Linked DNA regions of Homo sapiens: all the other regions are linked to region 3. The links are chromatin loops, found by intact Hi-C in ENCODE. Cell type or tissue: endothelial cell of umbilical vein. All regions are shown on one strand. Links, peaks and the distances in the headings refer to the core of each region. The heading gives the core; the rest is flanking DNA. Region 1 overlaps UTRN (utrophin). Region 2 overlaps UTRN (utrophin). Region 3 holds the start of UTRN (utrophin).

The links. A loop is a pair of places that touch in the nucleus more often than their neighbours do. Peaks named below come from ENCODE experiments on the same cell type or tissue, not always from the same donor. Only the 100,000 strongest peaks of a DNase experiment are listed, where the experiment ranks them.
Region 1: a loop joins it to region 3, with 2.4 times the contacts of the local background. A loop is called at or near these places in 25 of 110 quality-filtered maps.
Region 2: it touches region 3 in a loop (5-fold over the local background); 34 of 110 quality-filtered maps call a loop at or near these places.

What each region holds. Positions count from the first base shown.
Region 1 is chr6:144,411,700-144,421,880 of GRCh38, reverse strand. UTRN (utrophin) reads right to left here. Exons shown (of 75, transcript NM_007124.3): 4 at 1-3. Among named protein-coding and RNA genes, the nearest start is that of SNORA98, 11 kb to the right of the region's middle. In endothelial cell of umbilical vein, for the core only: no CTCF peak of the experiment used is centred there; DNase peaks (open chromatin) are centred at 4,000, 5,850 and 6,570; H3K27ac peaks cover 2,192 bases.
Region 2 is chr6:144,344,918-144,355,098 of GRCh38, reverse strand. The region is part of intron 2 of UTRN (utrophin); the gene reads right to left. Among named protein-coding and RNA genes, the nearest start is that of SNORA98, 56 kb to the left of the region's middle. RefSeq lists enhancers at 662-751, 5,811-5,920, 9,064-9,564, 9,565-10,065. In endothelial cell of umbilical vein, for the core only: no CTCF peak of the experiment used is centred there; a DNase peak (open chromatin) is centred at 5,198; H3K4me3 peaks cover 217 bases; H3K27ac peaks cover 4,000 bases.
Region 3 is chr6:144,280,128-144,290,308 of GRCh38, reverse strand. UTRN (utrophin) reads right to left here and starts at 4,974. Exons shown (of 75, transcript NM_007124.3): 1 at 4,488-4,974. LOC124901418 reads right to left here and starts at 3,811. Exons shown (of 1, transcript XM_047419641.1): 1 at 2,355-3,811. The coding sequence starts at 3,638. The coding sequence ends at 3,030. RefSeq lists silencers at 5,035-5,134, 5,345-5,404 and an enhancer at 5,535-5,604. In endothelial cell of umbilical vein, for the core only: a CTCF peak has its summit at 6,118; DNase peaks (open chromatin) are centred at 3,988, 4,968, 5,358, 5,968 and 1 weaker place; H3K4me3 peaks cover 2,393 bases; H3K27ac peaks cover 2,121 bases.

The DNA of each region.
Region 1 (10,181 bases), core at 3,634-7,633, 130 kb before region 3:
ACTCTGTAAAAGAAAAACACAAATAAAATATGGGGTATGCCAACAGCAGAAACTCCATATATACCTGGGCAAATAAATGAGTGGCTTCATTTTTTGCTCAATTAAAATGTTGTGGATGATCTGCAGACTATCCAAATTTGTCTTTTGGGGGTTTTTATTTATTTATTTATTTTAATTAATTAATTTTTTTTTTAGACAGAGTCTCACTCTGTCGCCCAGGCTGGAGTGCAGTGGAGTGATCTCAGCTCACTGCAACCTCCGCCTCCAGGGTTCACGCCATTCTCCTGCCTCAGCCTCCCGAGTAGCTGGGACTACAGGCGCCCGCCACCACGCCCAGCTAATTTTTTATATTTTTAGTAGAGATGGGGTTTCACCATGTTAGCCAGGATGGTCTCGATCTCCTGACCTCATGATCCGCCCACCTCGGCCTCCCAAAGTGCTGGGATTACAGGCGTGAGCCACTGCACCCGGCCCAAATTTGTCTTTTATAGAAAGAACAAGTACAAATACAGAAATTTTTAAATCCCATAAAGAATATTTTAAGCTGAAATAAATTGCATTTTTCCTTACAAAGAAAGCAAATCAAGCTGTTGGGCATCGTGGTTCATGCCTGTAATTCCAGCACTTGGGAGGCCGAGGCAAGCTCAGAAGTTTGAGACCAGCCTGGCCAATATGGTGAAACCTCATCTCTAGTAAAAATACAAAAATTAGCCGGGCATGGCGGTAGGCACCTGCAATCCCAACTACTCGGGAGGCTGAGGCAGGAGAGTTGCTTGAACCCAGGAGGTGAAGGTTGCAGTGAGCCAAGATCGTGCCACTGCACTCCAGCCTGGGCAACATGGCAAGACTCCATCTCAAAAAACAAAAACACTACAAAGTCTGGACATAATTTCACACAAATATACAGTAAAGTGGAAGAAAGAACAATAAACGACAAAATAATAGGCCTTGAGTATGGCATATGTTCCTGAGAAAGCAATGATAACGAGACGCATTAAAAATGTAAATGAGCCTACAACATCCGGGTGCAGAGGCCAACTAAAAGTATAAGGACTGTCACTTCATCACTGCGTCTCACATCACAGTGTGACAATGTCTTCCAGCCTTTCCATTATGGGAGTACGTGATTTGGTCATCAATTTCAGGGCTGAGGTGTTCAGTCTGTATTTCTGGTTATTAATTTCTTAACACTTAAGGCACTTTGGGCTTAACAATTAAATACTTTTTGTGCTTAAAACTAGTACCAGTCCAAGATTTTAACTGACAAAGCTTATAGAATTTCTAAACTCTTTTTCCTGATAAATAGCATCAACTCCCACAGATAATCCTGCTCTAGTGTCTGATGCCAGAAAATCCCACTCCATTCACTGTAAGTTTGGTAGATCCTTGCCTGTCTGTGATACAATGAATTATTATGCAATGGGGTGATCACCGCATAGAAAATCAGGAAGCCTCGGCTTTAAGTCCAGTTTGACCTTTAACTACCTGGTGAACCTGGCTCAGCTACCTAACCTTTTAAATCAAAAGTCACTGTAAAGATCAAATAATAGAATATTATAAGAAAATGCCCTGAGAACTACAGAATACAATGTAATATTTAATAAATGTTGTATTATCTTGTATCGAATTACTGCCTTATATAATAAAATCTCCACAGAGATGAACAGTCCCACTTCCTGTCAATAATAGATATTTTTTAACCAATACTTCTTTTATCTTCTTCATTTCTCACTTTAAAAAATATATACATATCATTCATATGAAGCAAAACTTTACTCTGAGTTTGAAATGGAGGAGGGGGAAGAAGGAGCCATTCTGAAGTTTCCTAAAATTTGGCATTATTCCTTCCTTCCTTCCCTCGTGATTCCTTATCTGTTTTTATTGTGTGTGTGTGTGTGTGTGTGTGTCTGTGTCTGTGTGCGCACAAGTGTGTGTACCTGAAGAGACCTGAATTACAAAGATGAATAAAGATTCCATATTTCTGCACACTCAACAGCTTACCATTCAGTGGAAGTGATACTCTTTTTTAGAAAATAACAATTACAGTGCGATGTGTAAGGTCTGGAATAGAAAAGTGTGCCAGTGCTATAGAAGCACAGAGGAGAGAGAGACCCCAAGACCACTGCAAGCCAGGGAGTGGGCAAAGGCTTCAGACAGGAGCTGACCCTTGAACTAGACTTTATTTAGTTTTTTACAAGGCATAATTTAATTATCTTTTAAAACATTCAGATTCAGGGAGTTCATATGCAGGTTTGTTACATGGGTATGTTGTGTGACACTGAGGTTTGGGTCTCGAATGACCCCATTGCCCAAGTAGTGAACACAGTACCCAGTAGGTAGTTTTTCAACCCTTGTTCCCCTCCCTCTATCTGTTTTTAAACAGGTATTAGGTATAGCCAACTCATAATTTTTAGCATGTGCCTTTTTCATCATTCATATACTTCAGATGAGGGAAAGTGCAGTAAATTTTCACCACAGAATCAGTAAAGAATACACTGTTACTTATTCATATCTGAAACAAAGCTGCTTTTCTGTTCCCAGCTGCCTTTTTCACAGGCAGCGATAGATTCAGGGACAAAGAGATTTTCTCCATCAATCAAAATAACACAGAGATGTGCAAGATGCAGGGGCCACTTTCCAGAGGCAGAACTTCAGGAAGCCGGGTAAGGGGTAATTTCCCCTTGAGGGGAAAGTCCCCTGAGGACTTGCTACCCACTGTCAGTAAAAGCAATGGGCAGAAGTGGCCTTCGTCACCTGCCTACGTCTAATCCCCCTCCCCCACCCAACCAGAAGTACAATTCTGCAAAATAGCCAACAAATAACCGAATTCACTTTCAGGTCTTAGGCATAGCAAAAATATATTATATAGGTAAAGCGCATGGGAGAAACAAATGGGGTTATATAGGCATAGAAAGGATCTTAGAAAATACTGATGATGGCAAGGGCAGCTAATATAACACCTGGGCAGCCTGAAACCCTTCTCAAATCCACTCTCCACTTTCCAAAAAATAGTATAATATAAAACAACTGGCTGGGCACGGTGGCTCATGTCTGTAATCTCAGCACTTTGGGAGGCCGAGGCGAGAGGATCACTTGAGCAGGAATTCGAGACCAGCCTGGCCAATGTGGCAAAACCCCATCTCTACTAAAAATACAAAAATTGGCTGGGTGTGGTGGTGCACACCTGTAATCCCAGCTACTTGGGAGACTGAGGCAGGAAAATTGCTTGAACCCAGAGGAGATGGAGACTGCATGCCACTGCACTACAACCTAGGCAACACAGCAAGACTCTGTCTCAAAAAAACAAACAAACAAACAAACAACAACAACAAAAACAGCATTATATAAAAGAAATACAGGCCTGGCACGATGGCTCACGCCTGTAATCCCAGCACTTTAGGAGGCCGAGGCGGGCGGACCACGAGGTCAGGAGATCGAGACCATCCTGGCTAACACAGTGAAATCCCGTCTCTACTAAAAATACAAAAAAAAAAAAAAAATTAGCCGGGCGTGGTGGCGGGCGCCTGTAGTCCCAGCTACTCGGGAGGCTGAGGCAGGAGAATGGCATGAACCTGGGAGGCAGAGCTTGCAGTGAGCCAAGATCACGCCACTGCACTCCAGCCTGGGTGACAGAGCGAGACTCCATCTCAAAAAAAAAAAAAGAAATATAAATATTTATTCATATTATAAATAATTATGGATGTCCATTAATGACCTCATCTGTAAACAAGAAGCCTCTTATTGGCCATAGAATTTTGGGCAAGTTACTTGGCCTTTCTGCATCTATTTGTTTACCTGTTAAACTAAGATGACAGATGTTCATTAAATGGTTGATGTGACTATATCACAAGCATAACTTTAGTGTTTTCTATTGGCAGAAAAGTGTAATAAAATATCAACAATATCTGAAAGGACTGAGACAACAACTAAGCACTTCTTCATCTCAAGCAGGAAGGCAAAAGCAGGCCCTGAACATGAGAACATGGTAGTGTCAATTCACAGAGAAAGATCTCACAAGTCTCAGGTTTCATTAATATGTCATATGATGACCTGCAGGAACATATCTCATTCAAAAACAATTAACTACCTTTTGTTGTAAAGTGAAAGCAGCCATAGAGAATACATAAACAAATAAACCAATTGGAATGACTATCTTCCAATGAAACTTTATTTATAGACACTAAAATTTGAATTTCACATAATTCCCACATGTCACAAAATATTACTCTTCTTTTGATTTTTTTGCAACCACCTAAAGCTGTAAAAACCATTCTCAGCTCATAGGCCATACGGAAACAGGCAGTAGAAATATGAAATGTTCTTAGACATAATGATAGCAAGCATTTACTATGTATCATATGTTCTAAGAGACTTATAAAGATTTAGTTGTATTATTTAGATGTATTATTTATTTCCTTATAATAGTATTTCGAGAAAAACAGCATCATCTTCTTCATTCTACAGGCGAAGAAACTGATGTGGAGGTGACTTAACAAATGAGAGGCAGAACCAGGATCTGATACCACAAAATCTGGCTCTAAATCTATGTTTTCAACATCTGTGCTATACTGCTACTAAAATTATGAAGACACAGGACTAGGACAGATAGGGAAGAAAATATTTCATCACTGGACTGGGATATGTAGGGAAAAAAATATTTAATCACTGGAGTGGGTGGGATATATTTAGTGGCCCCCCAAAGAGAGCAACAAGATATATACTACATTTTGATGAATTCAAAATGCAGACTATTTTTTTTTCTAGTACACCACTTTAAAGCGTGTCTGGTGCTTTGGTATCACAAGCTGTAAACTTGGGATCCACTCTGTGAAACAGCTTGGAAATGTCAGAAGTCATCTATGAATAAAAATAAAAACTGATTCATCCTGACAGTTAACCTCTTATTTCAATTTTGAAATCTTTGCAAAGACTCATTTGCAGAGACTTCTCTGACAAAGAGAATACAGTTGAATAATGCATTTGGACAAATATTTAGTGAATACCTCCTTTGTGCTTGGCCCTGCAGAAATGCCAAGTTCAGGTCATTCTCCTTATTCTCAAGAGAGTTTCCATAGTTTTCCAATAAATACAAAATGGTATAAATGAACAGTCTTGAACTTGAAGGGTATATAAGCCTTGGGTCACATTTAACTTTAAAAAAAGTAAACAACCACATGACACAACTCTAGATGACAGATACTACAGCCCTGGCGTGGCCAGCTTTGGCTGTCCCCAAGTCTCATCTCCCTCTACCATCACCATTTTGACAAGTGAGACCAGCACTCATGCTTGCGGCTGGGACACTACTGCTGCTGGATTTTAAAATGTTAGAGCACAAAGGCGAACGGTCAGCACAATGCAAGGGGAGAAGCCAGGGGGGTCTAGCGGGGAGCAAGGGCTGCAAACAACTGCAGTGATGACACATGTGAGGGAAGCAAACCTGATGAGCCCCAGGCACATCTGGAGAATCAGCTGGCTCTGCAGGCTCAAGTGGCAGCTCCTGCTCAGTTCTAGCTAAGGGTGGCCATATGGGAATTCAGGTTCACTGTGGGCAGAACTTCTCATTTTTAAAAAGAAGGTGGAAATCTGAATTTATATGTATAACCTCCTGGTAACTGTAATTTCCTAAAACACTGTGCTAAACAAATAGATCTTGTCTACAGGCACACCAGGTCATAGGGTGACCGATGAGCAATTTCTGCATAGAGCATGACCACATATAGGTGAAATATAGGATTAATCAAAGAGGAATGCCTTAAGGAACTGGTCAACTCTGGAGAAAGGCCACACACAAATATGCACACACCCACACACACACACACACACATACACACACACACATCCACGGACTACAGAATATGATTAATTGCAAATACATCACATATCAAGAAATAATGACTCTTGCTCAGGCCAAAAACAAAGGAGTCATTCCTGATTCATTTCCTTTCACTTCTTCTCCACCTCTAACCTACCCACCAGCCCTGTCCTTCCACTTCCAAAAACACATCCCAAACATGACCACTTCTTACCATGGTCATTGTGTCAACTCTAGCCCAAACCGCCATTATCTATTGCCTGAACTCCAGCTCCAGCCAACTGATCTCTTTGCTTCTACGTAAGAGCCAGAATAATTCCAATTTTAATGTGCAGACCACATTGTGTCAATTTCCCTGATTTACCCTAATGGGCATCCATTACAGGCAAATCCAATCCAAACTCCAAATAAAAATCTTGTGAGATCTGGTCCCACCCTCTCTCTGATCTGATACTGTATTATTCTTACCCTACTTCAATACTCTCAAAGCACAATTATTAATATTTCTACCACAGATCATGTTTTTCAGCAATAGTAGTAGTAATAGAAAAAAATCTACAAAAAATTGAATAAGAAAGTAAGATTTAGAAAGTGCAGTTTGGATTTCTTAAAAGAGTGAAATTCTAATTCTTTGTATCAATAACAAATCAGATGCAGAATTGGGCCTTGGATTTTCCAGTAGAGAGATAGATCAGTGCCTACTTTCTGTCATACAGTATGCGAAAATCAAGGCTGGTGAAAGCAGCTCTTGACTTCACGGCACTCAGATTCCAAATACAGTCATGAGTCACTTAAGGACAGGGATACATTCAGAGAAATGCATCCTTAGGTGATTTCATCATTGTGCAAACATCATAGAGTATATTTACACAAACCGAGATGGAATAGCCTACAATATACCTAGGCTAGATGGTATAGCATATCACTCCTAGGCTACAAACCTATAGAGCATGCTACTGTACTGAATAATGCAGGCAACTGTAACACATGGTAAGTATTTATGTATCTAAACACAGAAAAGGTACAGTCAAAATATGATATAAAAGATTTTAGGCTGGATACAGTGGCTCATGCCTGTAATCCCAGCACTTTGGGAGGCCAAGGCGGGTGGATCACCTGAGGTTGGGAGTTGGAGACCATCCTGGCTAACGTGGTGAAACCCATCTCTCCTAAAACATAAAAATTAGCTGGTTGTGGTGGTGCACACTTGTAATCCCAGCTACGCAGGAGGCTGAGGCAGGAGAATCGCTTGAACCTGGGAGGCGGAGGTTGCAGTGAACCAAGACTGCGCCACTGCACTCCAGCCTGGGCAACAGAGAGATACGCTGTCTCAAACGAAAAAAAAAAAAAAGATATAGTACACCTGTATAGGACACTTAACATGAATGGTGCGTACAGGACTAGAAATTGCTCTGGGTGAGTGGTAAATGAATGTGAAGGCCTAGGACATTACTGTATACTACTGTTGACCTTATAAACACTGTACACTTAGGCTACACTAAATTTATTTTTAAAATATTTTTCTTTCTTCAATAATAAACCTTAGATTACTTTATAAATTTTTCAATTTCTTTAATTTTTTGACTTTTATAATAACAGCTTAAAACACAAACACATCACACATCTGTGCAAGAATATTCTGTTTCATTTTGTCCTTATTCTACAAGGCTTTTTCAATTTTTAAAACTGTATTTTTTTAGTTTTCAAACTTTTTTGTCAAAAACTAAGACACAAACATACACATTAGCCTAGGCCTACACAGGGTGAGGATCAATAATATCACTGTCTTCCACCTCCAGATCTTGTCCCACTGGAAGGTCTTCAGGGGCAATAACATACATGGAGCTGTCATCTCCTATGATACCGATGCCTTCTTCTGGGACACCTCCTGAAGGAACTGCCTGAGGCTGTTTTGTAGTTAACTTTTTTTTTTTTTAATGAGTAGGAGTACCCTCTAAAATAATGGACCAGACACAGTGGCTCACACCTGCAATCCCAGCACTTTGGGAGGCCAAGGCGGGCAGATCATGAGATCAGGAGTTCGAGACCAGCCTGCCAATATGGTGAAATCCCGTCTCTACTAAAAATACAAAAATTAGCCAGTCGTGGTGGCACATGCCTGTAATCCCAGCTACTCAGGAAGCTGAGGCAGAAGAATCGCTTGAACAGGGGAGGTAGAGGTTGCAGTGAGCCATAATTGTATCTCTGCACTTCAGCCTGGGCAACAGAGCAAGACTCCATATCAAAATAAATAAATTAATTAAATAATGATAAATTTATAATAAATACATAAGCCAGTAACACAGTTGTTGGTTATCACTACCAAGTATTATGTACTGTACATAAGTGTATGTGCTAGACATTTCTACAACTGAAAGCACAGTAGGTTTGTTTACAACAGCATCACCACAAATACCTGATGACACAGTTTGGCTGTGTCCCCACCCAACTCTCGAATTGTAGCTCCTATAATTCCCACGTGTCATGGGAGGTGCCCAGTGGGAGATAAGTGAATCATGGGGGTGGGTCTTTCCTGTGCTGTTCTCATGATAGTGAACAAGTCTCATGAGATCTTATGGTTAGTTCCCTGCACATGCTCTCTCTCTTGCCTGACGCCATGCAAGACGTGACTTTGCTCCTCCTTTGCTTCTCACCATGGCCTCCCAGCCATGTGGAACTGTGGGTCAATTAAACCTCTTTCCTTTATAAATTACCCAGTCTGGAGTATGTCTTTAGTAGCAGCATAAGAACAGACTAATACACTCGAGTAAATGGCATTGTGCTATGCCCTTATAACAGTTACAGCATCACTAAGCTATGGGAATTTTTCAGCTTCATTATCATCTTCTGGGACCACGATCATATATGTGGTCCATCAATGAGTAAAACATCCTTATGTGACACATGACTGTAGATTTAAACAAAAAACAGTACTAACATAATATGGCAAACACGTTAAGGTGAATTTGCAAATCTAGCTTGGTGCTGCCAAAATTGTACAAAGAAACAGATACAGCAGGGAGACAGAATCTGTCCTATGACTTACCTAAACCCATTATCAGCAATCAAGTTATAACTGCATATAATAAAAACAGTTGGAAGATAACAGATTTTAAATGCTTTCAAAAGTAACATGTCTGATGAGTGTCATCTTACAAACGAATAACAAATTTGAGCCCTTCGACACTGATTATTCTATTATTTATTTACACCCTATTTTCAAAACAGGATTTGAGACACTCTAGTTAATTCAATTACCAGTCCCATTGTTTACTGTGTGTGTGTGTGTGTGTGTGTGTGTGTATGGTGTGTGTATATATATATATATACACACACACACACACAAACATATATAGTGTATATACCATAATATATTCACACTCTCCTCAGATTAATTTGAGATTAATCTGATGCCCCTGATAGTTCAAAATGATGCCCAAGCATCTGATAACATTGTAAATTTTATGGTCTCTCTCTCTCCCTCCTCATCTGTTTTTTGCAAGAAGTTGGTTAATTTAAAAATTCAAAAAGAAATAATTTAATGCAACATTTCTAAACCTTTTCAAATTAGAATCTTTAACTCATGAACCCCAATTTCAACACTGACACAAATGTAGCATCTTTTACATTCTTGTAATTTTTCAATTTCTTAATAATCAATAATGCATCAGTAAGCACTATGTACATCATCTTAGTTAATGATAATATATTTATATGATAATACATTTTTAAACCATTATACAACAAAATGCTACACTTTTTCTCTTGGTAGTGGAATTAAAAGTAGTTTGAACAATTTTCTTTGGATTTATTGATTTATCTAATTTTTACAAAGTTTATGTATTACTGCATAAAACAAATAATAGATGTTTTAAAAAGAATGCTGTCTCTAGTCAAGATTAAGCAAAATGATAAAATTAGGTTCATCTCAATTATAAAATGTGTAGTTGAATCAACGAAATGAAGACTGTATGATATGTAGTATTTACTTTTATGATTCAACTCTGTGGTAAAAGAACAAACACAGCATTGCTTTCCACAGAGAAGACTGAAAGTAAAATGAGGGCACTGCAATAATGCCTAATGAGTTCCTTCCACACCTCGACAACAGAAAACCAGCAAAATGTGCTCCAGTCACTTAAACAATTAGTGACTGCAGATCTCTCAGCCGTCCTCTTTAAGAATTCTGGGTGGTCAGCATAAGTTGCTAAGAATTGAAAAAGATTCCATTTAGAAGCTTGCTTGGAAGGAGGGAGGGAGAGAAGAAGAGGAAGAGAGAAAGACAAGAGAAACAGATGGTGCTGGTCATCACAGAGTATGCCTCATTAACTACAGAGCAATGATTTACAGTGTTTACTGTAAATGT
Region 2 (10,181 bases), core at 3,207-7,206, 66 kb before region 3:
ACAACAACAAAAAAATTACCAGAATTCTACCTCATTCACTGAACTACAACAAAAAATCTGAGCAACTAAAAAACGTGCCAGGAGCTAGGGAAGGTTTAAAGATTCAAAGACAAGAACAGGACTTTCTTCAGGCTCATGGTCTAAAGGAGAGGTTCTCAAACATACACAATGACCACCTGAAGAGATTATTAAAAGATAAGTTCCACCTATCTTTCAACACCGTGCAGAGATAGACCTCGTTTTCAAAAACACTGATGGGTAACATCCATCATGAATGTTGTGACAGATGAAGACATCTTAGAATCTCTGAATTTAATCCAAGCAGGGAAGGAGAAAGCAGAGAAGAGGGGCACCCAACCCACACTTGGAAGTCAGCAGAGAATTCCTAGAGAAGGTGTCCTTGACCGACCATAGGAGTGAATGGCTGATGATCTAAGGGCAGCATGAACCATGAGGACAGGCCCGGCATCCAGCAGAGAACTGCTCAATACCAAGAACATTTACCCTGCTTCTGAAAGTCACTGGACACTGGCTCCAAAGTACCAATTAGAGCACTGGAAACTGCCTAACTCGGGCCACTACCCAGCCAGAGAAAGGGGCTTTGTTTTAATCCAGTTGGGTCCAACAAAATATGAAAACAGGATTCTAGAACGTGGTTGGATGCTGCAGCACAGAAAACCAGACTACCTGCCTTAACTTGCATTGTCCTTTCGGTGGAAGAACTTTTTCACTTGCTAATTATTTCTCCAATGTTAGTCTACTTGAGTAGCAAAATACAGCTTCCTACTGACGCAGGGGGCAGAGCTTTGAGACTTTTTTGTTCTGCCCTTTATTTTTTCATCTCCTCTGCAATCAGCCTGTCAACAAGCATATCGTTATTGTCAGGGTGTCAGTTTATAGCAGCATTCACACCCACTGCCTTTCTCATTTACTGCTTTAGATCTAGAAACCGATACCCAAGTGTGAAAACAGTTGCAAAATGAGAATCTAAGGCTCTTCACTGATGTGCCTGCACTGCACAGGTGAGGACACAAGTGTCCATCATCATCTCTGCAAGGCATATGCAGTGGTTCTAGGCTGCCAGTAAGTAGAATCCTTAAGTTTAAAACCAACTTTAAAACATCCCAGCACCTTCACAACAACGACCGCAGCACCCAGCAAACCACAGTTGCTCAATAAATGTTCACTGAGTCATTTATTTTTGGCTCCTTGGTTTTTTTGTTTTTGTTTTTGTGTGTGTTTGTTTGTTTGTTTTAGACAGTCTCGCTCTGTTGCCCAGGCTGGAGTTTAATGGCAGTATCTCAGCTCATTGCAACCTCCGACTCCCAGGTTCAAGCGATTCTCGTCCCTCAGCCTCCCAAGTAGTTGAGATTACAGGCACTCACCACCACACCCAGCTAATTTTTGTATTTTTAGTAGAGACAGGGTTTTGCCATGTTGGCCAGGCTGGTTACTGTTTTCTTATTTCTAATTCCTAGTCATGTGTGGCATAGTTGAAGCTGACAGAAACATGAGCACTGCAGTAATTAGGAAACATAAATAGCCAGGCACAGTGGCTCACGCCTGTTATCCCAGCACTTTGGGAGGCCAAGGCAGAAGGATTACTTGGGCCCAGAAGTTCAAGACCCTAACCTGGGAATAGTGAGACCTTGTTTCTATTTAAAAAAAAAAAAAAAAATCAGAAGGGCCGGGCACGTTGGTTCACGCCTAAAATCCCAGCACTTTGGGAGGCAGAGGCAGGTGGACCACAAGGTCAGGAGATCAAGACGTTCCTGGCTAACACGGTGAAACCCCATCTCTACTAAAAATACAAAAAATTAGCCAGGCATGGTAGCATGCGCCTGTAGTCCCAGCTACTCGGGAGGCTGAGGTAAGGGAATCGCTTGAACCTGGGAAGGGGAGGTTGCAGTGAGCTGAGATCGCACCACTGCACTCCAGCCTGGGCAACAGAGCGAGACTCTTACCCAAATAAAAAAAAAATCCGAAAAATGAGCTGAGCGTGGTGGCACATGCCTGTAATCCCAGCTACTCAGGAGGCTGAGGTGGGAGGACTGCTTGACCCCCGGAGATCGAGGCTACAGTGAACCTAGCTCATGCCATTACACTCTAGCTTGGTTGACAGAGCAAGACCCTGTCTCAAAGAAAAAAAGAAAAAGAAGAAGAAGAAACATAAATAGATGAGAAAATTTAGAAAACTACTGGAAAATCAATGCTGACAGTCTTCCTAACACAAACCCAATATGATAAAAATGATTCATTATAAAACACCAGGCAAATATTATTTACTGAATAACTTCCCAAATTATGGGAAATAAATGTCAATACTTTATTTCAGTAATCAAGACATAGATTTACCTTGAACGACCTTTTATTTTTATTTAGATTTGATTACTCAGAAATGTTGCAGCGTAAGGCCTAGTAACAAATTCAGCAAATATACAGAATGCAATCTCAAGGACTTTTTAAAAGAATAGTGCACACTTCACTTAGTCACCAAATAAATTTTCATCATAAAACATAAGATTCTCCTTGCAACAGCAGGAGAAATGCATAGGAGGGAGGCAGACAGATATGACATGTCCCGTGGGACATGAAAAGGGAAATGAGAACTATTGCCTCAACCAACTTGCAAAATGTCCATAACCTCCCTCTTTAAATACCATCACTATGAAATTTTTAATGCATATAAGCAAAGTGAGAATTTAATAATTATTTTAAAGAATTCACATGGGCAAAGGTAAAATATAATAATTCATTTCAAGGTGTTTATTTCTCCTCTATCCCCAAAAGTCCCTTAAACCACATTCGTACACACACAAAAAAGATTCTACTTTTCCTGCTATAACACTCGTTACTCAGAGTTAGATAATAAATACTGATTAACAATCAGTGGGTCTCAGAGTATTGGCAGATGCTAGATTGCATGGGTGGGTTAGAGTTACCTCAGTAGAAAGTGAATTTGCTAGGGGAATAAATTTCTTCTGTCAAACACAGTCTAGGAGCTACTAACACCAGAAAGAGAGTAATGGCCAATGAGTCCAAGGAGAAGCTAAAGGCACAGAATCCAGAAGTCAACAAGAAAATAGGCCAGGGCAGAAGCCAAGTGACTAACTCTGGCAGCAGGTTCCCAGCAAGAGACTGGCTGAGCCAGGAGAAAAGTAGCAGTGTCGGTGTGATAGGAGTTGCTTCTCAGAGTGCCAAGTGGATCGCTATCTGATGAGGTATTTCTACTGGCGATATGTGCAAGTGACCTGGAAGAATCTGTGCAAGGTGCCTATCTTACAAGTGCCACACAGCCCAGCCTTTCAGAGTATTTGGATCAGCGGCATTCAACTGAAATCTATCACGTTTCCAGACTACTATGACAGTTCACCTCTATTTGGAGAAATAACCTCTCTGCAGACTAAATAAAGCTTTTTATATAAGGCATCAAAGGCAAAGAGCACAGAATCATAGGGGAGGCGGCTGCGTGCCCTTTTCCTTTGCTTGCCTGCTTGCTTGCAAGCAATGAAAACCTTTCTGAACAAATGATAGCAAACTTTGAAAACAGCAAAACATCTGGGGCATCTTGCCACAAAGATATCCTCCACACAACTGCAGGCCATTTGCTGTCCTGTATAGCTCTCTATTTCCTGCCATTTACTGGATCTGTGGTTAAATGAACCCAACATAGAATTACAGCTTCAATGCTTTGATGTGAAAAATCACTAACGAATCTAAATTGAAGGACGAGGACACACTGGTAAATTTTCAATATGATGGTGCATACGGGGCCTCATTTAAACTAATGTCTTATCTTCACTTAGCATCTAAATGTATTTTTTCCTGTACTGACTTGAAATACTCTAACACAAACAGACACCATTTATTATAATCCTTCTTGCAATCTGTCAAGTTATGTTCAAAAAATTTTACAAAGATGTACCTTTAAAGACTGACAACAGCCCCAAAACAGGAGGCAGAATAGTTAGGGCTTAATTTTAAGCCTAACTCCACAGCATCTTTCTGCTAACTCCATGTTCCATAAAATATATAAAAAATGGTTTTTTTCATAAATAAATCTGGGACTTACCATCCATATGGAAATAATTTATCAGTATACGAAAATGTAATAAAATAGTGTATCTAAATAACTACTAGTCTCAGCACAGTTTGGGATGATGACGTCTTCCATATCAGCCAAAAAAAGAAAGAAAATACTATAGAATCTAAGTCCAAAGACTCAAACCTCTGTCCTAGATATCTGAAAATAATATCTATCTTTTAAGGTAGCAGTTAACCATTTTAGAACTCAAAAGAAATTCAAATAAGTCCTCCCAAATCTGCCATTTTGTAGGAATTTCCCTTGGAATCATTAAGAGTATAAAAGTCAGGGATCCAAGCAACAAAAGAAAATGAGCAATGCATGAAAAGCCAAATCACTGACGAATTTGTCCAAAGAGCCAATAAACATATGCAGAGAAGTTCAGTTCCACAAAAAAAGAAATGCAAGTTCAAACAACTATAGACTACATTTCATCTCTCTACATGTCATCTGTTGTAGATGACGATTTAACAGTAAAAGCATATTTGCCCCAGCAATTGCCCAAGTAAGCGAAGATACATGTACACAGGTAGTTTTTAATAATGTTTTAAGTGGGATGCCACTAAATCAGGATGGTTTCAATTTTGGTTCAAAAAAGAAAAGCCATGCTCACCCATAGAGGCATACATTTTTACATTCATAGAAAACAAGGGTAGCAGAAGAAACGAAACTATTAACAATGGTTTTGGAGAGAGGAAGGAAATGACAGTTTTCTACTTTGTAGAATTTTCATTTTGCATTACATTTTTTTTTTTTTTAGAAAACAGTCTGATTACTTAAGATATTTTAAAGGACATTTGAACTATATTACTAAAAATTAAATTTGGAGTCAAAAACGTATTTAAATGCTCCTTTTCCTTGAGAGCAACTCCACACAGAGGGCCACAGGAATTCCTGCCCAGCTCACAATCTAAGTTTCAATACTCTGCAGCTCAGACAGAAAGTTTGGCCTGTGTTCCTTTAGTCCTAGACTAAAATTTCACTTTAGCACAATGGTAGAACCTGGCTATGAGTCATCTTCCTCTGCAAAACAATGAAAGGTCTAGTTCAGTGGGAAAAAACGACTTCAGTTGCCAGTTCATTGAACTGTTCAAATTAAGGTCAAAATACTGGAGCAGGAGCGAGGGAGTCGCTGTGTCCAGATCCTATCTAACCCCACACCAGTCCCCTGAATGGCCCTCCAACCAAGTCTTGAATTTGCAAACGGTTAGAATAGGAAGCACCTGGTGCCCTCTAAGTAGGGGTCAGAGAACGCAAGTGAAAACATGAAACAGATCCAAATCCAGTTTCATGAGCATGCCTTTCAAGTAATGCCAAGGAAAAATATATCAAAAACATGATGGAGTGCACAGCTTCAGCTTAAATATATTTCAAGTACCATGATGAATATAATGTTTGATTTCCTACCCTAGACTCTACCTAAAAGAGCCCATTATCAACAGACTAGGTTTTTATAATTTTTACAGAATTTATTATTCCATTTATTTACCTGGAACTATTACTATAGCTTGCAAAGAACTTTAAAATGTGTAACATCATGAATCCTGACCACACTCTCCCGGGGCATCCTCCCTGGTTGGGAGATCCTGTGATCCTCCTGGTTGGGAGTCCCCTTCTCAGAGGTTCAGTGACTTACCCTGACGATGGCAGGGGTAATGGAAACCCAGATCTTGAGGGCCAAGTCTCATCCCTTAAAGAACTGCTCAGGGCCAGGCGCCGTGGCTCATGCCTGTAATCCCAGCACTTTGGGAGGCTGAGGCGGGCGGATCACGAGGTCAGGAGATCCAGACCATCCTGGCTAACACGGGGAAACCCCGTCTCTACTAAAAATACAAAAAATTAGCCGGGCGTGATGGCGGGCGCCTGTAGTCCCAGCTACTCGGAAGGCTGAGGCAGGAGAATGGCGTGAACCCGGGAGGAGGAGCTTGCAGTGAGCCGAGATCCCATCACGCGCTCCAGCCTGGGCGACAGAGCGAGACTCCGTCTCAAAACAAAAAAAAAAGAACTGCTCAGTACCATGTTAATCCCATTTCTCATTTTCTCCACCCAAGATTCTTTTCTTTTGTTTTTGTTTTTTTTTGAGATGGAGTTTCGCTCTTGTTGCCCAGGCTAGAGTGCAATGGCGCAACCTCTGCTCACCACAACCTCTGCCTCCTAGGTTCAAGCAATTCTCCTGCCTCAGCCTCCCTAGTAGCTGGGTTTACAGGCATGCGCCACTAGGCCCGGCTCATTTTGTATTTTTAATAGAGACAGGGTTTCTCCATGTTGGTCAGGCTGGTCTTGAACTCCCGACTTCAGGTGATCTGCCCGCCTCGGCCTCCCAAAGTGCTGGGATTACAGGCATGAGCCACCGCACCGGCCGATTCTTTTCTTTCACATGTCGCTCTTTCTACTCTTTTTCTCCCAACTTAACAATTCTCATTCTCTCACCTCTGTAAGTTATAGTTACCTGGTCTTCCTAACCACCTACTCATTTTCTCTATAATTATTAAGATCTGCAAAAAATTCACGAGTCCTAAGATATCTTCCCAGACAAATCTCACTGCCCTGTGATCACTCCAAATTCTGTGTTCCTTTATTTGGATATAGTCAACTGGTGGGTCTGGCAATCCCTAACATATGACAAAGATGACAACGTTCCTTCCTTTCAGCCACCAGCAAACCTAGCATTCACTTCACACACCATCCTTTCCAGGTCCTAACCTCCACGGGGGAAGAATCAAATCACCTTCATTTTTATATCCCCATACCTCCCCAGAGCTGGGCGTGTGCTAGGTACCTAGCAAATGCTGACTGAATAGATGAGTGTGGTCGTCAACCTCCTGGAGTTCCAACACAAAAGACTTGAGCTCCTTTAAGAGTGAGTCACGGCTGGGCATGGTGGCTCAGGCCTGTAATCCCAGCATTTTGGGAGGCCAAGAGGGAGGATCACTCGAGCTCAGGAGTTCAAGACCAGCCTGGGCAACATAGTGAGATCCCATCTCTACAGAAAAACTATTAAAAATTAGCCAGGTATGGGAGCACATACCTATAGTCCCAGCTACTCAGGAGACTGAGGTGGGAGGATCACTTGAGCCTGGGAGGTCAAGGCTACAGTGAGCTAAGACTGTGTCACTGCACTCCAGGCTGGGCAACACAGCGAGACTTAGTCTCAAAAAAAAAAACAAAAAAAAAAAACAAAGAATAAGCCACAGTTCAGGAGATTCTCCCAGGAGTGTCCCCATCTGGCCTCACATCCACATTCACACACACACACTCAGCCCCTGATGAAATTCTCTTTCCCAAAGTTCTCAACCTGCCTTGCCTCATAAGGACACCACTGCCCTGGAGCCTTGTCTCTTCTGAGAGGTCTGTTCAGCATTCCCCCAGATCAGCCACCTGTTCCCCTGTGACCTTTTCCTGGAGTGTCTTCCAAGATGACAGCCACTGTTCAGCCTAACATAGCACACTCTCCTACATCAGCAAAGACCATAACTAAGCCTCTGTCCAATCTTCTTCCAACTTCCTGTTACTCAAAGGAACTAATTCATTCATTCATTCCACAAGCAGCTACTGAGCCTCTTCTGCACATCAGGCACACATTCAGGTGCTAGGAGGCAGCAGTAACAAAGCTGCCTCTACTCCCTCCCATGGAGCTTTCAGTCTAGTGGGGGACGAATACATTCCCCTGTACCCTCCACATTGGACACCCTTGGCTGGCTTTTGACAAGCTACAGAGCAGGGCCTCAGTCCAATCAAGTCACGATCTCTGACTGTGGGGCACAAGCATGTTGGTGATTCTAATGGGGGACCCAAGTAGTGAATCTTTTAACCCTTCCATCTAAAAAGGAAACAGCTGACATAGAGTCCTGTCAGCAGGCAAGAAAGCAGGAAGGATGGCAAAACGAGCAGGGCTCCCAGGAGTGGTTTCCTGAGCAGTGGCAATTTCCAGACATGAGTCATCTGGGCCTTCATAGATGCCTAAATGGCCAGTCCCGCCTCCAAATTATTCATTTCACATTTTCAAGCTTGTTTTGAAACTTTGGTTTATCTCAGTTATATTATTGTTAGCATCTAGTGAAAATGATGATACAGCTGGATAAAGATAGAGATCGATAGATAGATAGATGATAGATAGATAGATAGATAGATAGATAGATGATACATAGATAGACAGAGAGATAGTGATAGAGATAGAGATCTATTTTTTTTTTAAACAGAGTCTCGCCCTGATGCCCGGGCTGAAGTGCAGTGGCGCAATCTCAGCTCACTGCAACCCCCGCCTCCCGGGTTCAAGCGATTCTCTTGCCTCAGCCTCCCAAGTAGCTGGGATTTCAGGCACCCACCACCACACCCAGCTAATTTTTGTATTTTTAGTAGAGACGATGTTTCACCACATTGGCCAGGCTCCTGGCCTGAACTCCTGACCTCAGGTGATCTGCCCGCCTCGGGCTCCCAAAGTGCTGGGATTACAAGCATGAGCCATTGTGCCTGGCTGAAAATATTATTTTTAACATTAAATTTAATGTCCTTATTTCTAACAAGATGACTAAAGAGCCTACACTATGGACACACACAAAAAAATCAGTTCAATAGCAACTGATGAGAGGAGAATCTAGGCCCTTGTGAAATTGGAAATCATGTACACATTGGTTTTCTATTTTTATTAAAATAACATGCACTGAAATACATTTTAATTTTAAAAATGCTATTTTCCTAAAGCCTTTTGATTGGTCATAGGGCAGGAAAGAATGTTATCTAAATGAACCAGAACTCAACCAGCACAGCATTTAAATATATTTAACACTGTAGCTACTCATTTAAAAGCCTGCTTTTTTATTTTATTTTTTTTTTTTTTGAGACAGAGTTTTGCTCTTTCACCCAGGCTGGAGTGCAATGGTGTGATCTTGGCTCACTGCAACCTCCACCTCCCAGGTTCAAGTGATTCTCCTGCCTCAGCCTCCCAAGTAGCTGGGATTACAGGCACGTGCCACCACGCCCGACTAATTTTTGTATTTTTAGTAGAGACAAGGTTTTACCATGTTGGCCAGGCTGGTCTAGAACTCCTGACCTCAGGTGATCCGCCTGCCTTGGCCTCCTAAAGTGCTGGGATTACAGGCGTGAGCCACCGCCCCCGGCCAAAGCCTGCTTATTATTTAAAGGTTTGTTTGTACTTTTCTTCTAGCTGTCTTCTGATTTCAATCATTAAGGTTACCCTAGACCCTTTGTAGCAAGACCCTTTGATGAAGACTAGCTGACCACAGAGACTCTTAATGGTGGGGAAAGAGAGAGGATTTAGTGACAATCAAAGGAAATCTTCGAAAGGCCACAAGCCTGCAATTGCTGCCCCTATGCAGGTTTTTGAGACAAGGTATCCCTCTGTTGTCCAAACTGGAATGCAGCGGCATGATCGTGGCTCACTAGTCTCAAACTCCTAGGTTCAAGCTATCCTCCCACCTCAGTCTCCTAAGTAGCTGGGACCACAGGCACATGCCACCATGCCTGGCTGATTTTTAAATTTTTTGTAGAGATGGAATCTCCCTGTGTTGCCCAGAGTGGTCTCGAACTCCAGGCCTCAAGTGATCCTCATGCCGCAGCCTCCCAAAGTGCTTGGATTACAGGTATGAGCCATTGTGCCTGGCCCGCGTGGAGTTTTAATTCAGGTCCCTGAGAGGTATTTTGATGTTGTGTTGGGATCACATGGTTATTTAAGAAAGAAGTAACAGTTAATGATGAGAATTGTAGCACACCAGTCTCCTATGCCACTTGTTCAAGAAACCCAATTCACTAAGAAAATATGGGCTGCTCCAATCATTTTGGTTTGAATTTGCTCTGCAGAGACAACGCTACAACCCCTTACCACCTCATTCACTGAAGCTAAGAAGGAAAACATTAAGAGGGAAAGAGTAATTCCACAAGAAAGGAAAACATTGAAAAAGAAAACCAACCAGTCTCAAAGTTTTTTCATAGTGACAACATTCATGCATGATATGTATGATCGAATAAAACACATCACTTGGGGTTTTTCCCCTCCAAAAGCTCATACAACCAGTACACACATGTATACATTAAACAAGATATGAACATCTAAACTGATCAGAAAAACTAAGTCACCCCG
Region 3 (10,181 bases), core at 3,954-7,953:
ATGAAATGTAATCTTTGATTGAATTCAGAATTTTAAAATAAAACATTTGAGGATCATTTGAAAAATCTGAATTTGGACTATGTATTAGACAATATTATTGTATCAATGTTAAATTTCTTTAACATTAATTATGGTATTGTTGCAGGAGAATGTCTTTGATTGTAAGAGACATGTGGTGAAATATTTAGCAATGAAGTGTGATGGTATCTTCAACTTAAGTTCAAACAGAATAGCATATATCTGTCTATACTGATATAGGTATATTTAGGTTGATATATGTATGTAGATGTATATATGCATACACACAGACAGACAGAAAAATGCAGTAAGTATTGTAAAATAAGTGGGAAAACTAGGCCGGGCAAGGTGGCTCACGCCTGTAATCCCAGCACTTTGGGAAGCCAAGGCAGGTGCATCACCTGAGTTCAGGAGTTCGAGACCAGCCTGGCCAACATGGTGAAACCCCATCTCTACTTAAAAAAAAATACAAAAATTAGCTGGGTGTGGTGGCAGGTGCCTGTAATCCCAGCTACTTGGGAGGCTGAGGCAGGAGAATCACTTGAATCCAGGAGGCGGTGGTTACAGTGAGCCGAAATTGTGCTATTACTCTCCAGCCTGGGTGACAAGGGCAAAATTCCATCTCAAAAAAAATAAAGTAAGTGGGAAAACTTGTTAAAGGGCATCTGGGTCTAGGCGAGGTGGCTCACACCTGTAATCCCAGTACTTTGGGAAGCTTAAGCGAGAGGATTACTTGAGCCCAGAAGTTTGAGATCAGCCTAGGCAACATGGTGAGACCTTGTCTCTACTCCATGTAAATAAAAATTTTAAATAATAAAATAAAATAAAATAAAAAGGACATCTGGGTGTTTATTGTGCTATTCTTTCTATTGTAATATTATATGCAGGAAACAAGTGTGGTCTAAACAAGAGTAGATAGAAAGAAATGGGTGAATATGTGGGATATTTAGATATCAAAGAAAGTCAATAGGATTTGGGAATTGATTGGATATGAGAGATTCATATCCAATGTGCAAAATGTGCAAAATGACTCCCCAATTTTGGCTTAGGCAATTAGGTGAAGTGTGAGTCATTGAGCTGGGCAACACTGAGGATAGCAGGCTGGGAGAAAGGAATCATCAATGTGATTTGGATTTGCAGAGCTTGAAATGCCTCTGAGTTATATAAGCGGAGATGACAAAAAGAGAGTTGGGCCCAGCATGGTGGCTCATGCCTGTAATCCCAGCTCTTTGGGAGGCTGAGGCAGGCAGATCACTTGAGGTCCAGAGTTCAAGACCAACCTGGCTAACACTTGAGGTCAAGAGTTTGAGACCAGCCTGGCCAACATGGCGAAACCCTGTCTCTACTAAAAATATAAAAATTAGCCAGGCATGGTGGCAAACACCTGTAATCCCAGCTACTCAGGAGGCTGAGGCAGGGGAATTGATTGAACTCAGGAGGTAAAGGTTGCAGTGGGCCAAGATCGCTGCCACTGCACTCCAGCCTTGACGACCGAGTGGGTGAGACTCCATCTCAAAAAAAAAAAAAAAAAAAAGAGAGAGAGAGAGAGTTGGATATAAAGGATTGGATCATCAATCTGACAGATTTTATGAGAGTCTAAAAAACTTTTTTCATTTTTTATAGGCTCTACTACTGCTAAAAATTTATGGATTATTATATGATTACATTCTTTCATTCAAGTACATAACTATAAAGGATTTGCTAAATTCTTAAGTGTATTTTATTATATTCAAGAATCAAAAACTTTGTTCAGAAGAATGTCTATAAAAGTTTATCATGGAAAATTAAGTTTGCCCAGGGAAAAATTCTCTTTCCTGGAAAGAACTACAGTGTATCACTTTGGAGCAGTAAGTCTAATGCTTTTCTTCACTATTGGTCTTAGCCAAGATCTCCACTTCTATGCTACCCAAAGCCTTTATTCACCCATAAAAGAGAAAAGTCAACTGTTTACACACTACTTTATTCCATTTGCCCATTATCAGTAACACTTCTTCACTATAATGTTTCACTTGCCACTCTCCTCAAGGTGATTTTTCAAATTTTTCTCTTCTTGATAATGAAAATCCCTTACAGGTTGCAAAGATACAGCAGAAAAGGTGATCAGAGTACAGAGGAAAATGGGGAGAAAGAAGAATAACAGAAGGCTATTTAAATAGTGATAGCCACTGAGGTTACTTGCCATTAATGGCCAGAGGAATTTGAGTACACTTAAGGCAAAGGATGACTCCTTCTAATTGCCAAATGCAGAATCTTTGGTTCTCAGGAGACAGAATCAAAGTTTCACCACGAACAATGCATCCCAGTGTGACCCTCCGTCTTCCACACCTATAAAATGGAGGGAACACCATCTTCACAGAAGGCTAGGTGAGAAACTGAGAATCAATGAATGAGATGTTGCTTTAGAAGCTTCAAGCCCTATACAAATGCAATTTATTGTTACCTCTGCCCTAGATTTCCCTTCCCTCAAATGATATTCTGTAAAAGCCAGATGTTCTTACTGAAACCAATCCAGTCAAGTCGATATTCACTAACTCTCCCTTCAGAACGCTTCCGGCTGTCATATGGACCACCAAGCAAGAGTGTATGAAATAAACATAAGGTGTTTAAAAAATAAACATAAGGTGACAGCCTTAAAGACAAAACTAATGTTTCAATTTTTTAAGATTTTAGGAATTATACAATGAATATATGTATATAATTTTTATTTTGTACTATATTTTATGTATATAGCACATATATATCCAACAGTGTGCATTATGATGGAAATGCTGTGTAATGCAAACACTATTCATTAATTTACTATAGGAACCAAAACCTAGGAACGATTGAGATAGTAGAAAAGGAAGCCAAGCGGACAAGAGTTTGCTGCTCTGCTTGAAACACAGTAAAAGAAAACGGTGAGTGCCAAGAACTGCCATTTACACTCGGAAGCGCTCCAGGGAAGGTTAATACTACTGTGATTAATACTGTTTACAGAGCCAATAAATTTTAGGTAAACACCCAAAGGAGAGTTAAAGAGTTGTCTCATCGGTCCCATAAAGGCTGGTAAAAGGGGCGGGGAATGGTTCCACGCCAACCCTGTCCGTCACCGCAGAACTACCCACAAGCTTCGCATTCCTCCACCTCTCCCCTGACCCTGAGCTATCCGCAGGCTGCGTCTCCCACGCCCACCGCCAACGAACCGGGAGGGCCCAGATCGACTTCCTGAGGCCGGTGCAACTTACAAAGGAATGGATGCGGTCGCTGCCGCCCGGCCGGGCGGCCGGGAGGGTCGGCTCAGACCTAGGGAATCCGGCCTCCCCCGAGCTCCGCGCGCTCTGGCCGCGGCGACCGCTGCACTGACCCTCCCAACCGCGGCAGGGGGAACTGGCCCGCAAGGCCCTGGTGATCCGGCTGACCTGAAGGCTGGGAAAGAGGAGGCCCTGTCCTGAACACCTCAGAGAGCGGGGCCGTGGAGTTAGAACCCGAGCTCTGCAGTTCCTTGTAAAATAAAGTGCTGGTCCCACAGCTCTCTCGGAGGTCGGGCAACGTTTTCTCCCTCCTCCTCGAAAAACGCACTGGAATGAGTCCCTTTCATAATCTGAGGCTTGGAGGAAAAAATCCTTTGAACAACCTGCCATCTGAAAGTTGCACAGCCTTCAATTGGTGCTTTGTTGGTTTTTAAGTGGCCTTGAGCAACCACAGCCTCGGACCCCGGGCCAAAGCGGGGCATGAATTACCTTGTCAGTTGCAGCAAGAGATCCCCAGAGTCCGGAAAAGGAGAGCCGGCGACTGCGCGGGACTACACACCAATGGGGCGCCCCCCTCCTCCTGTCCCCTCAGTCTCTCCAGGGCCGCTGCCAGGGAGCTTGGCGATCGCGCCACACTCTCCGGAGCCCCACCCTTGGGAGCAGCAACCACCCAGAGGTCAAGCACGTTCCCCGCCGGGCGGCTGGCTGGGAAGCGCTCCGCTGGCCGCCGACCACACAGCCACCCTCTGCCCACCCTCTCCTGTGGACACCGCCGGAGCCCCGCCTTCCCCGGGCCCGGGTGTCTGTGACAGACTCTCCTAAGAGGCCACGTCCCCTCTTGCAAATCACTGGCCCAGCGCCCTGCACCGCGCGATGCACGGAGGGCGACTCTGTCACCCCGGCGGGGAGGAAGATTAGGGGAGCAGGGAGGCAGCACAGAGCTGGTCAGATAAGTTTGGATCGTTCACAACTAGTACGGATCCCAAGGACCTCCACGCCCGAGCTCTCCACGCCTCCGGCATTCTCTCTCGCACCGCGGGGAGCTAAACTGAGGCCCCGAGGAAAGGGCACGCAAAAGTTACTCCCATCTTCGACTCTGGGACTTGGGAAGCAGCTCGGGACGCCGATCCCAGGCGGAAGAACCACAGAAAGAGCCATCCTCCTCCCGGCCCCCGCCCCATTCCCTCGGGGGCTGTAGTCACATTACCAGCCCGAGGCTTCAATAATGCATGGGCTTACCTGCTGCCCGCGGGCCTCCTCGCCTGCCGGTCGCCACCGCCGCACCCCGAGCTGGCCAAGGGCTCCTCTAGGAGTTTGACACGGAGTAACCGCGGGGGTGTGTGCGAGTGTTAGTTTGGTGGTGCGATGTATTTAAAAAAAAAAATAAAGCTTGGAGAAGCAGACACGAACCGAAATTTTAAAAAAAGAAAGAAAGAAAGAGAAATTGACACCCGACTGAAAACGCCCCTTACTTGTGCAATCTTCCTGCCTGGTAGTTCCGCCAAAAACAAAACAGTCAAAGCGCAAACCTGGAAGGGGCGCGCAGGCACCAACTTTGCCAAACGCTACAGAGTTTTCCGTTTGCAGAAATGACCCAAAAGAAGGGGGGCGCCGCTCCCCGTGATTCCCCAATCGGCTTCTGGAGCCAGAGGCTCCTCCTCGCCCCTCGGCGGGAGAAAGCCCGCGGCCGGCTGCTGCTGCCCGCTTCCCTGCTCCGAGGAAAAACGACTCCACAACTTTGTGCGCGAGAGAGGCTCGCTCCTTCGGCGGCTCCTCCTCCTCCTCCCCGCTGCGGGCCTGCCCCTTTGTTGGAGCCGAGCGCTGGAGGCGGAGGAGGGAGGGTGGGGCGCAGGACCGCTGGGTCGCGCGTTGCCGCCCCCACCCCCCGGGAAGGGGCTCGCCTCCGGGCAGCCAGGGGTCCGCTCTCCAGATGAGAAGGGTGCAGATCAGCGCCAGCCCTCCGGCCCGCGCCTCTGCAGCGCTCCGGCTCCCCCTCGGCGCTCTCGCCCCGCCGCCGCCGGCCCAGCAACTTTGTTCCGGAAGATCAGCCCCACTACGTTCCCGGGTCAGCGTCTGCCGGGCCTCGGCGGTCACCGCGGCCACCGCGTCGGGAACTTGGCGCCCCAAGTCACCTGACTGCGCGCCCCGTCAATCAGCGCCGGCCCTGCGCGCCCTCCCAGCCCGCAGCAGCCCGGCTCGGCGCTTGGCTGGCCTGGGGCGCGCGCTCCAGAGTGAACCGTGCGTGCCGGGAGCCGGGAGTCCGGAGACCGAACCAGAATGGATGCCTCGAGCAGACACAATTCCCCTTATTCAGATTATCCGAAAATGTGAGTCACGTCCCCTTAGGCAAAACAGGTCTCTAGTTAGGGTGATATTTTTTTAAGAGATAAATTCCAATCTGCCTTCCAACTCACCCCATCTCAGTTTGCTGACGTTGCTGATTTTTTTTTTACCCCTAGTTCCAACCGTATATTTATTTTACATTATTTCTCTAGTGTCGTTGTTAATATTGAAAAAGAAGTTTTCTCTTACATTAGTTTGTATTACAAGTAGTGTTTGCGCTGACCTTATTTTTCTGTTTTCCAATATGCACACACAAACGCACATCTGTTATAGAGCCTGTTCCAAGCTTGAGAGGTTGACCAAAAAATATCTGGGAAGAAATGAGCTCGTGATGTGTGTGCATTTTTCTTATTTACACATTTCATTGCTCGTGTGTTCCTGTGATTCTTTTACACGATCAGCACACGTGGGAGGGGAAAGAAAACAGCAACCTGAGTTCCTAGTTCGTATTAACAGAGAAAAGGATGGTTGATACTGGAGCGCCGGTTTATTGCTGGCTTAATATTTGAGTTAATTTACGCGGCAGTAAAGATTAAACCACTAGGGGCCTTAAACTAATTTTCAGAAAGAGTTTACTCGCCTTTTGTTATAGTGAAAGTTTCCCCCATCCATCCCTAAGTGCTCCAGGGAGGGGGCAGGTAGGAGATTCCCAAAAGAGACTCTTCCTTGTAAGGTTTCTAGGACAGTTTCCTTCCTTTTGATGATTTTCTACGTATAAGCCAAATAAAATCCAAAGGATTAACTTGAAATGGGTATGATTTTATTCATTCACTTCATTCATTCATTTAACAAGCATCAGTTTAGGGCTGTCAGGTTTGCTGGTTCTGTGGGTAAAGCAAAGATAAATCTGATAGTGATCTTACCCTTAAAGAACTTGGAATGTAGTAGGTGAGATAAGACATGTAAACAAGTAAGTATATACAAGATCCGGGAGATAAATGCCATAAGAAAAGAACAGATCAAGTGCTAGCTGAGTATGGTCACATAGAGGGACTCCAGGATTTTTTCTTTCTTTCTTTCTTTCTTTTTTTTTTTTTTTTGACAGTGTCTCTCTCAGTTGCCCAGGCTGCAGTGCAGTGGCGCGATCTCGCTCACTGCAAGCTCCGCCTCCTGGGTTCACGCCATTCTCCTGCCTCAGCCTCCCTAGTAGCTGGGACTACAGGCGCCCACCACCACGCCCTGCTAATTTTTTGTATTTTTAGTAGAGACGGGGCCTCCCAAAGTGCTGGGATTACAGGCATGAGCCACCGTGCCCAGCCCCCAGGTTTTTTTTAACTGATCATTTTGCAGACACCAAAAGTTGCTTATCACTCACTGTATCCTGGTTGAGTTGATGAAACTCAGATTTTCTCCTTCAAAATAGATAATAAGGCCACATTGGAGTGTTTGATGATGTTGTCACTTAAATTAATATTTGTGACACTTTTCACAATTTACAAAGTAATACATCATTTTAGCTCAAAAATTTTGAAAAACGCACGTTTAGGGTCCTATGATTTCTGGGATTGTAAGCTGTGAGGAGATGTTTAGTCGAGCTTCCTCAACGCCTGTAAGAGATGGAACAGGAGGCCAACAAGCCACCTTCTGTGCAGGAGTGACCTGCCCCGCATATCAGCCATAGTGGCTTACAGCCAGTTACCTGGGGACCTGTGCCCTATCTGTTTCTAGCCCTTCTCTCCAGGCAGAGACTGATGCTCTTTGTAGGTAATGAGCAAAAGAGGCTAAAGAAATTCTTGTTGACTGGGTGCAGTGGCTCACACCTGTGATCCCAGCACTTTGGGAGGTCGAGACAGGTGGATCATCTGAGGTCAGGAGTTCGAGATCAGCCTGGCCAACATGGAGAAACTCTGTCTCTACTAAAAATACAAAAATTAGCTGGGCGTGGTGGCACATGCCTATAATCCCAGCTACTCAGGAGGCTGAGGCATGAGAATCGCTTAAACCCCGGGGCAGACGTTGCAGTGAGCCAAGATGGCGCTACTACACTCCAGCCTGGGTGACAGAGCAAGACTGTCAGAAAGAAAGAAAGAGAGAAAGAGAGAAATAAAGGAGGGAGGGAGGGAAGGAAGAGGAAGGGAGGGAGGGAGGGCGGAATTCTTGTTGATGGAACGATCAAGAGATCTCAAGCTGGTCCTGTGCTGGTCCTGTCCCCCAACACTTTCTTTATTTGGTAGGGAAACCACATTTGGTGGGCGATCTTGACCACAGAGGGCTATATTTCCATAAAGCACAGTGTGATCTTCCTTTATATCCAGAGAATCTAGGTGAGGCACGGTGGAGACAGGCCTCTAAGGTAATGGGCCTGCAACAAGGATGCTCAGTGGGGTTTTGTCTGCTCATCCCAAAGATCAGATCGCTGTAGAACATCTGGAGAGAATAATAGGAATGTGGCCCTGGGTCTACTGGTAACCCAAAGTCAGAATTGCCCTGCTGTCACCACAGAACTGTGAAAATTAAGGAAAATGGAGTTAGTGTCACTGCAGGATAGAAAGCCTTTGACAAAGGAGAAAATTATGATATGAGTAGTGTATATATAGATTCATATATAAAGATATATGTATATGTGTGTATAGTGTATATAGACATGATTCACATAAATATTATTCCCATACAGGGAACTGCATCCTAATATAAGAACCAAAAGGAAAACATTTGCTACTAAACTTTGTGCAAGACTATATAAATGCAGTTTTTCTTTAAACAGTAGAAACAGGGGAAAATACACAATGTATAAAAAAACAAGACACTCCTTTAGCTTTACCTTTGGTATTGACTATAATTAAAGCCCCACATACAAGCATTTAAGAGAGGAGGAAAGTTTAGGGAATTTAGCCTTTCTTATATTTTTCAGGTAAAAAAAGTATAAATCTGGAGCTTGTGTGTAATAGATACTGGATTTTTGCTGAGTATTGTTGGTAAATTCTTCAGTCAAACGTCTAGTATGTGTGCGAGTTGATAAAATTTTATCATATAAATTTTTGTAATAGAATTGAAGAAACAAAAAATAATAGCACATGAAACTTTTAGAAAATAAATAGTACAAAGGCTGAGTTCCTTACAACTTAATGCACTCAAGAATTACCCAGAGAATATATTTTAAATTCAGATTGATTGCCATTCCCCAGAAATTCTGATTGACTAGGCCTGGTGGGGCCCAGGAAGCTGCAGGTTTAACATGCCTTAGCTTTAGATCAGAATAGCTGAGGAGCCACACTTTGAGCCCCTGTGCCCTGGGGTGCTGGCCTTAAATAGGCCACTTTGGATGATTGGAGGGGTCAAGAAATTGCCCTACCAAAAAAAAATCCATACTGAATCAATCATAATTATGAAATACCCGTGATTAGCTTTATCTCTTTGAATTCAAGTGTTTCATTCGATTCGGACCACCCTGGAGGTTACCTACAATTGGTAAAACCCTAGGACTATTCCTGGCAATTTAACCTGCACAGGTGGTAGGAAGCATGGCCCAGTTCTGAGGAAATGAGGCTCTGAAGAGAAAGTTTAATGATGAGAGGACAAGGAGGACAGGAATATTGAGAATACAGGAGCTGAAATGTGGAATCCAAAGAAGCTAAGGGCAAAATAAAAGCACTAAGTTGTTGGGCAGAGAAGAGCAACTGATTGATCAAAATGGGAGAATAAAGGAAGCGCCAAAAAGAGAAGGAAGAGACGCAGAGAGGGTGGAGGATGGGAAACCCAGAGCACCACCTTCGGGGAAAACTGAACAAAACACAGTCTACGCTGAGTTTATCCTACTTATAAATTTTTCTTGGCTTAATTTAATTTGTATAATTTTATAATGTTGTTGCTGAAAAAGATTTTACAGAGTCTTTCCATCAACCCTCTGAATTTTTTTTTTTTTTTTTTTTTTTTTTTTTTTTTGAGGCAGAGTCTCGCTCTGTCTCCCAGGCTGGAGTGCAGTGGCGTGGTCTCGGCTCACTTCAAGCTCTGCCTCCCGGGTTCACACCATTCTCCTGCCTCAGCCTCCCGAGTAGCTGGGACTACAGGCGCCCACCACCATGCCCGGCTAATTTTTTGTATTTTTAATAGAGATGGGGTTTCACCTTGTTAGCCAGGATGGTCTCGATCTCCTGACCTCGTGATCCGCCCGCCTCAGCCTCCCAAAGTGCTGGTATTACAGGCGTGAGCCACTGCCCCCGGCCAACCCTCTGATTTTACAAAGAAGCAAATGAAAGATACAAAGCTGATCAGGGAATACCTTTAGGTAAAATAAAACAATCTATTGGGGGAAAGTGTCCAAATTACTGAGAAGTGAAAAGAGAAGATCCCTATGTTACATGAGTTCATTGTTAACCAGAAGAAGAGGGGAGAAGGTGGGGGAAGAAAGCGAGCGTAGCCGAAAGAGAACTGGTCTAGATTTTAGTTACCTAAGTACTCATTATGATATTGAAGGCTATTAGCCATGTAAGCTTGTGGAACTTAACCTTTAGCTTCCTACCTGTAAAGTAGAAAGAGTAATACCTTCTGCAAGTGTTGTGAGAATCAAATGAGTTAGTTAACATAAAGCATTTACCACCAAATCTGGTACTTTTTACTTTTATTATGTTCCTTTCCCCTTTCTCTTAACTC